Linked DNA regions of Mus musculus: region 2 is linked to region 1. A link is a loop called in an ENCODE intact Hi-C map of the cell type or tissue named here. Cell type or tissue: heart. All regions are shown on one strand. Each heading gives the region's core, and the rest is flanking DNA. Links, peaks and the distances in the headings are about the cores only. Region 1 overlaps Rbm28 (RNA binding motif protein 28). Region 2 overlaps Snd1 (staphylococcal nuclease and tudor domain containing 1).

Region 1 (5,376 bases), core at 185-5,184:
CTGATGGTGAGGGCTTTGGTGGAGGGAGGGTCAAATGAGAGAGGTATCTGATAAGGCAACCATAAATAAATTGTATTGTAGTTCAGTCAACAGTGGAGAATTTGGCTTTAGGAAGGGAGCTGGGAAGAGGAAGTGGAGGCAGTTGTAACAGTAGCGTAGCAGCAGAGGGAGAGCTGGCGTCTGGACGGTAGGTGGTGGGAAATTGGCTTTAGGATTGGAGTGGGCTTGCCATCAGGCTGAACGGAGGGAGCTTTTTGAAGAGACAACGGTGAGGGGGAGGGAGGAGCTGTTAGGTTGCAGCTGGAACAAGTTCTGGGGGCCACAGTGGCAGAAGAGGGAGTGAAGGGTAGGGGTCACAGTAGCCCAGACATGGACATAAAGAAGCTCCAGGACTTCCAAGAAGGACATTGCGCAGGCCCAGAGGGACCCAAGAGAGCTGTCAGACTTAGCAGGCAGCTCATGGAGGAGATAGCGAGGAAAGGATCTCACTGTGAGCCAGACATAGGGCTCAGGAAGCTGCAGTTCCTAGGGAGACTGGAGAGAAGATACGGGGTTGTTACGGAGTGTTGGAGGGCAGACTGGGCTGTGCAGAGTGGCAGGGCTGACGTGGAAATAAGTATAGCTGGGCGGGCAGTTGATGGGTAAGGAGAAGGGGGACCTCCTGTAGTGGGGGCCTGAGGAGTGTAGCATCCTTGCTGAGGTAGGCTCAGGCAGTGTGGGCTGTAGGGAGGTGTGGGTGAGGTAGGCTGCATGAGCAGCCCAGCAGCTGGTGAGCACGAAGTGCCTGCCAGTCAGTACTCCTAAGACTGAAATGCTGCAGAGGCTTACAGTGTCATGTAGGACTGTTCAGAGAGTGTAAGAGTCACAGCACAGGGCTTGGAGCAGCAGAAGGGAAAGCAGAGATGCATTTGGGAGCTAAAGTGCACTATTAATGTGTTTTACTGGTGCAGGAAACATTTCTATCACCAGTGGAGGCCCGTGGGTCTAAGTTGAGAGACTGGGCATCTTCATGTATGTATCTTGAGATCTCTGGGACAAAGGGGTCACAGCAGACTCATGTCACCAAGAGAGAGACCCCAGTGGGCCTAAGGAAGAATCTAGAACCTGTGGACAGGGTTTTCAGAGGCGGAGGACTCCAGATCTTAGCAGTACAACCGCCCAAAGTGAAAAGAAAGCTTTGCTAACCACACAGAACTGAATGGAATGTACTTATCAAGTGTAGGAATGTAGGGAGTTTGGGGGGAAACTCCCCAGTTAGCCACTGTTGGATGGAGAGGAGGGTGTGCATGGGAGATTCTGTAGGCCAAAAGCAGATTTGGCCTCATACCTTCAACAGCAGTCTGCAACTCCAGTTCCAGGGGCGAGCTGTAATAAACCCTTTCCCCACCAGCTTGCTTTTGGTCATGGCTTTATCACAGCAATAAAAAGCAAACTAAGACACCAGCAAGCACTCTGCCAACTGAGCTACATCCCAGCTAGCCTCTAGCTTCTCTTTTAAAGTCATGTCCAGAATACAGAAAGATACGCCTTTTGTTTCCAGGGGAATATACAGAGTGGAGTTAGGTCCTACTGCATTTTCTAGGTCAGGTTAGTTTACTAAATTGTAGGCAGACTGCTGAGTGAGATGGCTTGGTACGAAAAGGCTTGACACAGCCTGACAACCTGAGTTTGATATTCAGGATTTACATGCTGGAAGGAGAGAACTAGATTCCTACAAATTGTCCTGTAATCATCACATGCATTTCATGGTGCACATGCATGTATATGCATACTAAACATTTTAAAAATACACAAAAAGCTTTAGCTTCTCAGATTAAGGATATTCAATGTATGGTTCCTGCTCTTTCCTTTTCCCTTCCCCCTTTCTCTCTCCCCTTCTCCCTTCCCGTTTGCCTAGTCATCTCACCGTGACCTAGTCATCTTAACATGTTTTTCTTTTGCGTTATTTTGAAAGATTTTGCCCTCGTTAGAAAATTTTAACTGAGATCCAGATTTCATATAAACATGGCGGGGAATATGTCTAATTCAATAAAAGAAAAACATGTTTCTTACCAGACTCCCGTGAAAACTTCTGGTTGTAATAAGAAAAACTAATTTCAGCCCCAGTGAGTGAAAGAGAACAGACTGGATGAATACTGGTTTGTTCACAGAATCGGTGTTGTCTAGATGCAAATCTTGAGTAGGCAGTGAAAGTCTGGGAAATTTAGATTCCCGCTGCTGGAGGTTGTGGGTCTTTTCTCTAGGATGCCATCTTTAAAAAAAAAAAATGAAGGCACAAGGTATTTCTGTAAAGTGTATTACTTTAAGGGTACAGCTAAGCAAAGTTTTCATTTATATAGCCACATGATTATCAGGTCATGCTATAGCATATCTGTATCATTCCAGTATCTGTGACACTTCAGTTTCGAAGTTAATGTATCTATATCTGCAGCTTTTAGTTTTTTTGGCTTTTTTTTTGTCTATTAAATTTTAAATTTTCAAGTGACAGAATCTGATATAGGAAGGTTGGGACATAGGGCCAGACTGATAGACCAAGGCTTAGCCACTAGGGGCCGCTCTTGTGTGCTACTGCTATTTTGAAGAAGGGAGAATGGATGTGAACAAGGCAGACATCATTTGTCGATGTCTAATTCATATACCTCAGATCAAAACTCAAGGTCTTGCTTTGTCACTGAAATTCGTGTGACCTGTTTTTCTTCCACAGAAATCTTTCATTTGACTCAGAAGAAGAGGCACTTGGCGAGGTCCTCCAACAGTTTGGGGATCTTAAGTATGTCCGAGTTGTCTTGCATCCAGACACAGAGCATTCTAAAGGTACTGCCCTCGGCTGACCAGGCCCGACATCAGGAAAGAGCATAAACCATGCCGTTCTGGTCGGTACACAGTCTGTTCTGTCTCTGGCTTGGCTTCCATTAAAAGCCCAAGGACATTTTGAGATTGTCCTTCGTGACGTGGAATTCAGCAATTTAATGGCTTTGCCAGCCTTAATTTTGTCTCAGCCTTTAAAGCTCTTGCTTACTTACTTTAAGAAAATGAATTCTATTTGTTGTTCTCCTTTGCATTTCAAATGTGATAGCATCTCATGGGCATTAATCATTCTACATTGCTCAGAATTAATAGGGAACTTTTTTCTTTGATGCTTTTGTTAGAGATAGAAACTGACAGAAACTTTGTTGCATGGCAGCAGTCAGAGGGAAACTATGTATAGGAGTGGTGCGGGAATATTATCCTCATAGTGCTTGTTACTCTTGAGGGATCAGCACTCATTCTAGCACAGGGCTGAGTATTAGTGTGTGAACAGATACACATAGATCGCATTAGCCTGTTTCTAAGCTCTTACCCCATGGACTGCAGCCGTTCTGTTTAAGCTTCCCATTACTCTGTGTTTGCTTTATCCTGACATAAAGAAAGCATGGCTTACTCTGCTCCCATCTCAGAGCATGAAGTCTGTTCTGATGGGAGCACAGGCAGAGCCGCTCATCTTCATGCTGGGCCAAGAAGTCGAGAAAGGGTGGCTGGTGCTAACGGTCTGCTCTCACCGCATCCTTGATTTTGCCCACGCCCCTAGACCATGAAGTACCACCCACCTTTAGGGAAGATCTTTCCCCTTGCTCCTTTTGGAAACATACTCACAAATATACCTAGAGGGTGTGGCTTCGGTCTCCGGGGTGGTTCTCTGCCCAGCCAAGTCACAGGGAGGTAAACCATCATAAGCCTTGAGGTCATCGTTCACTGACTCCCTAGCAGGGCTGTGAGCCCTTTCCTCAGAAAAACGCTGTGTCTGAGGCCTTGTGGCTTCTCAAGAGTTTATCCGTGGTTAAGAACTTCCATTCTAAACCTTACTTTTCAACTGATAGGAATTGATTAGATAAGACTTGGTCAATTTTACCTTTACTCAGTTAAAATAATGTAGGCAGTACTGAACAGCTCCCTGGAGGTAGGGACATTGGCTCACTGAGAGCTCGGCTTATTTGCCTGGTAAGTGACTAGGGTAATAAAATGTCCTCAGCTCTGATGGTCACACCTCAGGACCTTTTTCAGTTCTGGTTTGTTTTTCTGGAATGGACAACTAGAATCTCTTAGAACACCCAGAGTGCGGGCGCGGCACTATTTCACTTTTATCTCTTAGATTAACACTTCTACAATGTAGCCGACAAGTGATTTGCTGGACGTCTTTTCTGTTCCCTCAGTCTTGATAGTTAATCATTTTAAAACCATAATTTTAATTTTTTTCAATGTTCTGTCATTTGCTGGCTCTAACTTGCTGGAATTTTCTGATACTTTTTCTGTGTTCCTTGACAGTTTGTTTCTCTTAGCAAGCCTTTTTACTGCCTAGAACTACCGTGATCCATGACCTTAGGGAGATGCTGAGACTGAACCAGCCAGCACTGATTCTGAGACAGTGATTTCCTTATACTGTGGACTCTCCCTCTCCCTCTCCCTCTCCCTCTCCCTCTCCCTCTCCCTCTCCCTCTCCCTCTCCCTCCCCTTCCCACTCCCCCCTTCTATTTTCTTTTCTTTTCAGACAGGGTCTCACTGTGTAGACCAGGCTGTCCTGTAACTCACAGAAATCTGCTTGCCTCTACTTCCTGAGTGCTGCGATTAAAGGTGTTCACCACCATACCTGGCCTGATTTTCTTGCTATGGGATGACTAGGCAATCTGCCTGTTAGAAATCTTTTACCTCTTCATCCTTTATTTCTTTCATTACACTTGTCCTTCAGTACCCACTGGGTCTTGTTCAAGACCATGGCAAATACCAAAATTTGCGAGTACTCGAGTTCTTTATATAAAATGGCACAGTGTTTGCATATAACCTATGCATACCTTCCATACACTTTCATCTCTAGATCGTATATGTATTAAGGAACAAAAATAAAGCAACTTCCTCTTGGATTAGTTGGGCTTAGTGTAAGCCTGATTTGAATTGTCCACTTGTCTTGTGTCTACTGTCTGTCCCTAATAAAGGACTTTGCCTCATACTAATTGAACAGTACAGAAAGCATGGTATGGGGAAGCAATGAGGGATCTTTATAGAAATCTTTGACAGGAATACTATTTCCAGCAGACCCAGTATAGCAACAGGAGCTATAGTAACAGATGTTACCAGCCCATGTCTACCTGTTGCTTTCAGTGTTTATATTTGTTGTCTAAGATTGCTTCCACTCTGGGCTGGAGAGATGGCTCAGCAGTTAAGAGTTAAGACTGCTCTTCCAGAGGTCCTGAGTTCAATTCCTAGCAATTGCATGGTGGCTCACAACCATCTGTAATGGGATCTGATGCCATCTTCTGGTGTGTCTGAAGAGAGCAATGGTGTCTATTTCATAATATATTTACACCTCAAAACTCAAAAAGAATTCTCTCATATAAGACTACC
Region 2 (5,376 bases), core at 207-5,206, 620 kb after region 1:
CAAATCACCAACACAGTGCAAGGCAGGAGTTAGGAAGATGCGGATAAACGCACTCAGCGCAGCCATCACACAGACACCAGAAAGTCCAATTCCTCTCCATGGCACATTCTAGACTCCAAAGGACACCAAGACTTAAGACTAAGAAGACACCCAGTTTAAGACTGACTAAGAGGGCAGTGTCTAGGTTTTTTCCACAGAGCAGCCAACAGAACAAGCAAGAAAAGGATGATAAACATAGAACTTAACCTGATTAAGGCTCCTCCTGAGTACCCGAGACATTAATTGCACAGCCATTCTACTGAAAAGACTTTTAGTCTCAGTATGGCTCTTCAATCTTTGTCAGCTAAAACGATAAAGGAAGACATCTTTGCAGTTATCACTGCATAAAAACCTTTACTATGGCAGAGAGCAAGCTCCCAGATAGACTATAATGGAATGCTCTGGTTGATAGGTAACATTAGCATAGAGTTTTATTCTGGAAGAGTTTACCTGGCACATTAACTCCATCCTTACTTCCTCAAGCACTAACAAGCCCATGTGCATACATACACACACATGCACACACCTCTAATGCCTGGCCACCCGAAGACTCAATTCTCAACAAAGGCAAACTGCATACTTCTTTCTCTCCCAAGAAATGTTTAGGGCAAGGTTTATATAAAGGGCTCTCATGTTCTGCAGCTAAGCCCCTGGTCCTTTGCCCTGAGGTTCCTGTTGAATTCAAACATAGATTTCATTAATATTAGTAAATACTATAATGGTTCCCTCAAAAAATAAGACTTCTAAGGTGGAAAGTCAAGCCAAAAGATGCTACAATGAGGAAAAGTTGAGTACTGAGATGCAAAAAAGTCAGAAGAGAGAAAAGAAGCCCAGGCCCACTATCAACAAAACTCTCACAAAGTGTTACAGAGCACCCTGAAATGCTGAACCGTTTAGGAAGTGAGTTCTCAAAGGGAGTGGTAGTTAATATTCATCGGCAATTGGTGATTCAACCAGATGTGGAATCACCCAGGAGCCACAACTCCAGGTGTAGTTTTGAAGGCGTTTCCAGAGAGGTGTGAGAAGAGAATGTCTACCGAGGCTGTGGGTGGCTCTGTCAGGTGGAGGAGTCCCTGTCTACATAAAAAGGAAAAGAAGAAATTAAGCTGAGTGCCAGCATTCACTCTTCTCTTCTTCATGACCAGAGATGAAACGTGGCCAGGCACTTCATGGCCCTGCTGCCAAGTCTTCCCCAGCTATGATGGAATGTATATCCTTACACTGTCAAATCAAAGCAAACTTTCCCTTCCTTGATCTACTTTCTTCAGGAAAACTAACATAGAATATTTCTCATGAAAGGAGAAAAATAACATTCTCTTAAACTGAACCTTCAAAGGAAGCAACAAAATGTGATAGACAGAAAGCAAAGAAAGGTAAACATATCTATCTATAAGCCTAGGATCTCAATCACACATATTTATCAAATTATGAATAAGAGAGTCACAACTTGATAACATTCTGGACCTGGTAGATAATTATCTTCAAAAGTCAGAGGAGCGGGGTGTGGGAAAAAAAAAAAAAGTCAGAGGAGCAGCCTTAGTGGCATACACCTGAAATCCCAGCACTCAGAAGGCAGAGGCTCTGAGTTCCAAGACAGCCTCATCTATATAGCAAGTTCCAGTGCTACAAAGTCAAGAGACTTTCTTATCTTTCTATAGTAAGTTGTGGGCTAACCACAAGTTCTACTCTCCTACCCTCCATATGTGCAAGGGAACTGGGCAAGATGGCTCCACTCTCATTCTCAATTCACTTTTCTAGAACTTGTATAGCTCAGCCTTAATGGGATGTCATTTTTTAAATTCTGGCCTAGAGTCAACAATGACTACTCAAATAGATAACCTAAGTTGTTATGGTATTAGGAAGACTTCTAATTAACTAACCACAGAAAGCTTAATAAAGAGCAAAATCTGCTCTAAAACTATCCACGGATGCCTAGCTCTTAACTAGAAAACGAACTCTTTCATTGTCCTACTGCCCACTCAAAACGCTATTCTCAAGATTTACACACTCTGAATCCAATCCAAAGAAGACCACAACTTCTAATAGCCTACGAATCATGGCCTAACTAAACAATAAGTGTTTATGTGCGCACACTCATGAGTGTGCTCACACAAAGTTAATGATGATATACCATGTTAGTTTTTTAAGAAAGATTTATTTATTTCATTTATATGAGTACACTGTAGGTGTCTTCAGACACACCAGAAGAGGGCATCAGATCCCATTACAGATGGCTGTAAGCCACCATGTGGTTGCTGGGATACTCAGGACCTCTGGAAGAGGAAGCAGCCAGTGCTCTTAACCGCTGAATCATCTCTCCAGCCCCCTGCTTTACAAGTCTTAAAGCTATCTCTCAAAAGCTTACAAATGACCGGGCGGTGGTGGCACACGCCTTTAATCCCAGCACTTGGGAGGCAGAGGCCAGCCTAGTCTACAAAGTGAGTTCCAGGACAGCCAAGGCTACACAGAGAAACCCTGTCTCGAAAACAACAATAACAACAAAAAGCTTACAAATGAAGAAACTAGGGCCTATATAGGCAAAAGGTAAAAAGATACAGAATAGGAAAGTCAGAATTCTAACCTCATCTATCCAATTCCAACACCAGTTTTCATTCTATTTTATTTTAAACCATGAGACAGATTTTAAAAATAACATCCGTCCCCAAACAGATCTTTTGCTAAAGAGTCCCTAGAAAGAAGAAAAAAGCCATAGATAGAAGAATGCAGAAAGAAATATATGAAATCTATAGGAATTCAATTAGCACTCTGACCCCACAACAAGGAGCTGGTGAGTGGCCTCCATGGGAAGAAGGATGCTGCAGTAAACCATAGGCCCTACAGCAAGCCAAGAAAGCACAGTGGTGAACAAGGACCAGGGCTGCTAGAGGTATGCACGAACACAGCAACAGTTCCCATACCAACTGTCCTAGAGCTATGGACATGGAGGCCCATACTGGCCTTCCGCCTCAATAAAAACGGATCCTTAGATTAACTAACAAGTCCATTCCTCTTGCTGCTCACCTTTTCCTAGGTAGATCATCCCATACTCTCGTCCCTGGGGAGTCTTGTTTTCTATCGTGAAACAGACTTCTTTCCCAATCAGCTTCTTGCGAAGGAACTCTCGGGCAGGAAATGCCCAGGGCTGAAAGACAAAACAGAGCAAGTGTTACTGAAAAACTGCCTACTCCAGACCCTAGCCAGCATCAAAGCAACTTCATGTCTTCAATAAAGACATTTAGACACCTACCTCAATCTCGCTAGACCAAAGACATGAAAAGAACACAACAATAACAACAACACAACAAACTGCACACTCAGGGCCTCCTAAAAAAGGTTTAGCAGTTGGATTAAGTAGCACAGGCCCTAACCCAGGCCTTGGCGCTTCCCAGACAGCAGCAGTAGCACTCTCCTCCACACTCTTGCTCAGTTATGGCTTACTTTTGTACAATATTTGCCAACGTTTTTATAGCACTTAGCACGTGCCAGCCAGTGCTCGGACTACTTTCCATAGATCATTCCAGTCCATGCAATGGGAAGTGCGTCCAGGAACCACCTAGCAGCGGAGCATCATAAATAGCTTCTACAGCATCTGCTCGTCTCCTTCCAGTTTACAAGGCCCTTATTTTCCCTAATGCCAGTTCAAGGCAGAGCTGGCGCGGGGACAAGCTTTTAGTGCTGGGACTATCTGAGAGTGAATCTTTGCCCTGGCAGGAGCTTTAGTTATGTCATTTCCATCACCGTTTCAAGGACAGCAATAAAGTTTACAGAACAGTCCCCAAAATGTTTCCTCTTCTACCTCTACTCTGATCTGAAACCTGGAATTTGGCCAGTAATATGGCTTAGCAGGTAAAAGCTCTTGCTGCATAAACCTGACAACCTGATTCTAATCCCCAACTCCATCTTGCAAAGAGAGGACAGGTGCCTGAAAGCAGTCCTCAGGCCTCTGCATGCATGCTCTGTTTGTTTGTTTGTTTGTTTTTTGTGTGTGGTTTTTCGAGACAGGGTTTCTCTGTAGCCCTGGCTGTCCTGGAACTCACTCTGTAAACCAGGCTGGCCTCGAACTCAGAAATCCGCCTGCCTCTGCCTCCCAAGTGCTGGGACACACCACGCCCGGCGCATGCATACTCTTAAAACACACACATACATACACACACACACACACACACACACACACACACACACACACAAAGTACTATTACTACTACTAATAAACTTGGGAAAATGTCAACTATTTAAAACCGTGGGGAGACAGCAGTGACACCTTATGAATGCCATGATGGCATCCTGTCCACTCATTCAGGAAAGACACAAGCAGGGGGGCAAAGGAGGGGAAGGGGTGGCAGCACACATCTCATAATAGGAAATAGAGCTTCCGCATGAACAAGATAATGCACAGAGATATGCACAGAGGGATGGTCTTGTCCACCTCATCACAGCTAGGATGGTTCAGGTCTGTCCAACCCACACCCTTTATGTAGCTGACCATGGCTATAAATGCTGCCCAATGTAGAACAGTAGACTCTTAAGACTCAGATGTTTTTCATGTGTATGTGACTTTTTCCCAACTGCATTGTTCTCAAGTGTTTACTTTGTAGATGACATTGTGTCACAATGTCAAAAGGTTAGGCACACCTATACAGTGAAAAGGAGCATTCTCCTCCTCATCTGACACTCGGGGCCCCTAAGAGTCCCACTTTCCTTAGGTCAGAAACGGGAAGGGACCCAAGGGGCACAACAGCATCCCACAGACTAAACGTTGATGTACAAAAGGGAGTTTATCCCTTTACAATTCCAATCTTCACGCTCTGCCTGCTGTCATCCCTTTGAGTCACAATTCAGGATACACATAATAAAATGCAGTCTGTCAGTTAGTGGCCTGAAAAAGAAAGCTCGAATCACCTTTTCTATCCAGGACACTTTTTTCACTAGGTCATTCAATAAACTTATCGAAATTTTGAAAAAAATCCATATAACTTTCTAGAAACTAGCAGCCAATGGAAGATGCAAGTCACAAAAGGGCTGTTATTTAAACCCAATGGTGGGCAGCTCTTAGAAGAACTTGGCTCAGGCAAGAAACCCAAACCAGCCTCCTCTTGACCATCCATCCTGCTCTTCTCTCCTCAAAGCGCCAACAAGCAAAGAGACACATGACAGCAACAGAGCTCAGCATATCACCTTTCATTCTTAGCATCACCTCACTTCCTCAAAGTGGAATCTGATATATGATTCCAATTGTAAACTTCACAAAGGAAAATGGTCATGAACCAACAGTACTGAGCCTCCTGTATTTTAACAACTACAGTGGAAAAACTTCCTAAAAATTTACAGAGCTACAGC

The links. A loop is a pair of places that touch in the nucleus more often than their neighbours do. Peaks named below come from ENCODE experiments on the same cell type or tissue, not always from the same donor. Only the 100,000 strongest peaks of a DNase experiment are listed, where the experiment ranks them.
Region 2: it touches region 1 in a loop (2.3-fold over the local background); 11 of 42 quality-filtered maps call a loop at or near these places.

Annotation. Positions count from the first base shown.
Region 1 is chr6:29,140,992-29,146,367 of GRCm38, reverse strand. Rbm28 (RNA binding motif protein 28) reads left to right here. Exons shown (of 19, transcript NM_133925.2): 10 at 2,705-2,814. Among named protein-coding and RNA genes, the nearest start is that of Rbm28, 21 kb to the left of the region's middle. In heart, for the core only: a CTCF peak has its summit at 2,544 (motif pointing right); no DNase peak of the experiment used is centred there; H3K4me3 peaks cover 354 bases; H3K27ac peaks cover 1,121 bases.
Region 2 is chr6:28,517,950-28,523,325 of GRCm38, reverse strand. It overlaps Snd1 (staphylococcal nuclease and tudor domain containing 1), which reads right to left. Exons shown (of 24, transcript NM_019776.2): 3 at 3,061-3,181. Among named protein-coding and RNA genes, the nearest start is that of Snd1, 40 kb to the right of the region's middle. In heart, for the core only: a CTCF peak has its summit at 2,245 (motif pointing right); no DNase peak of the experiment used is centred there.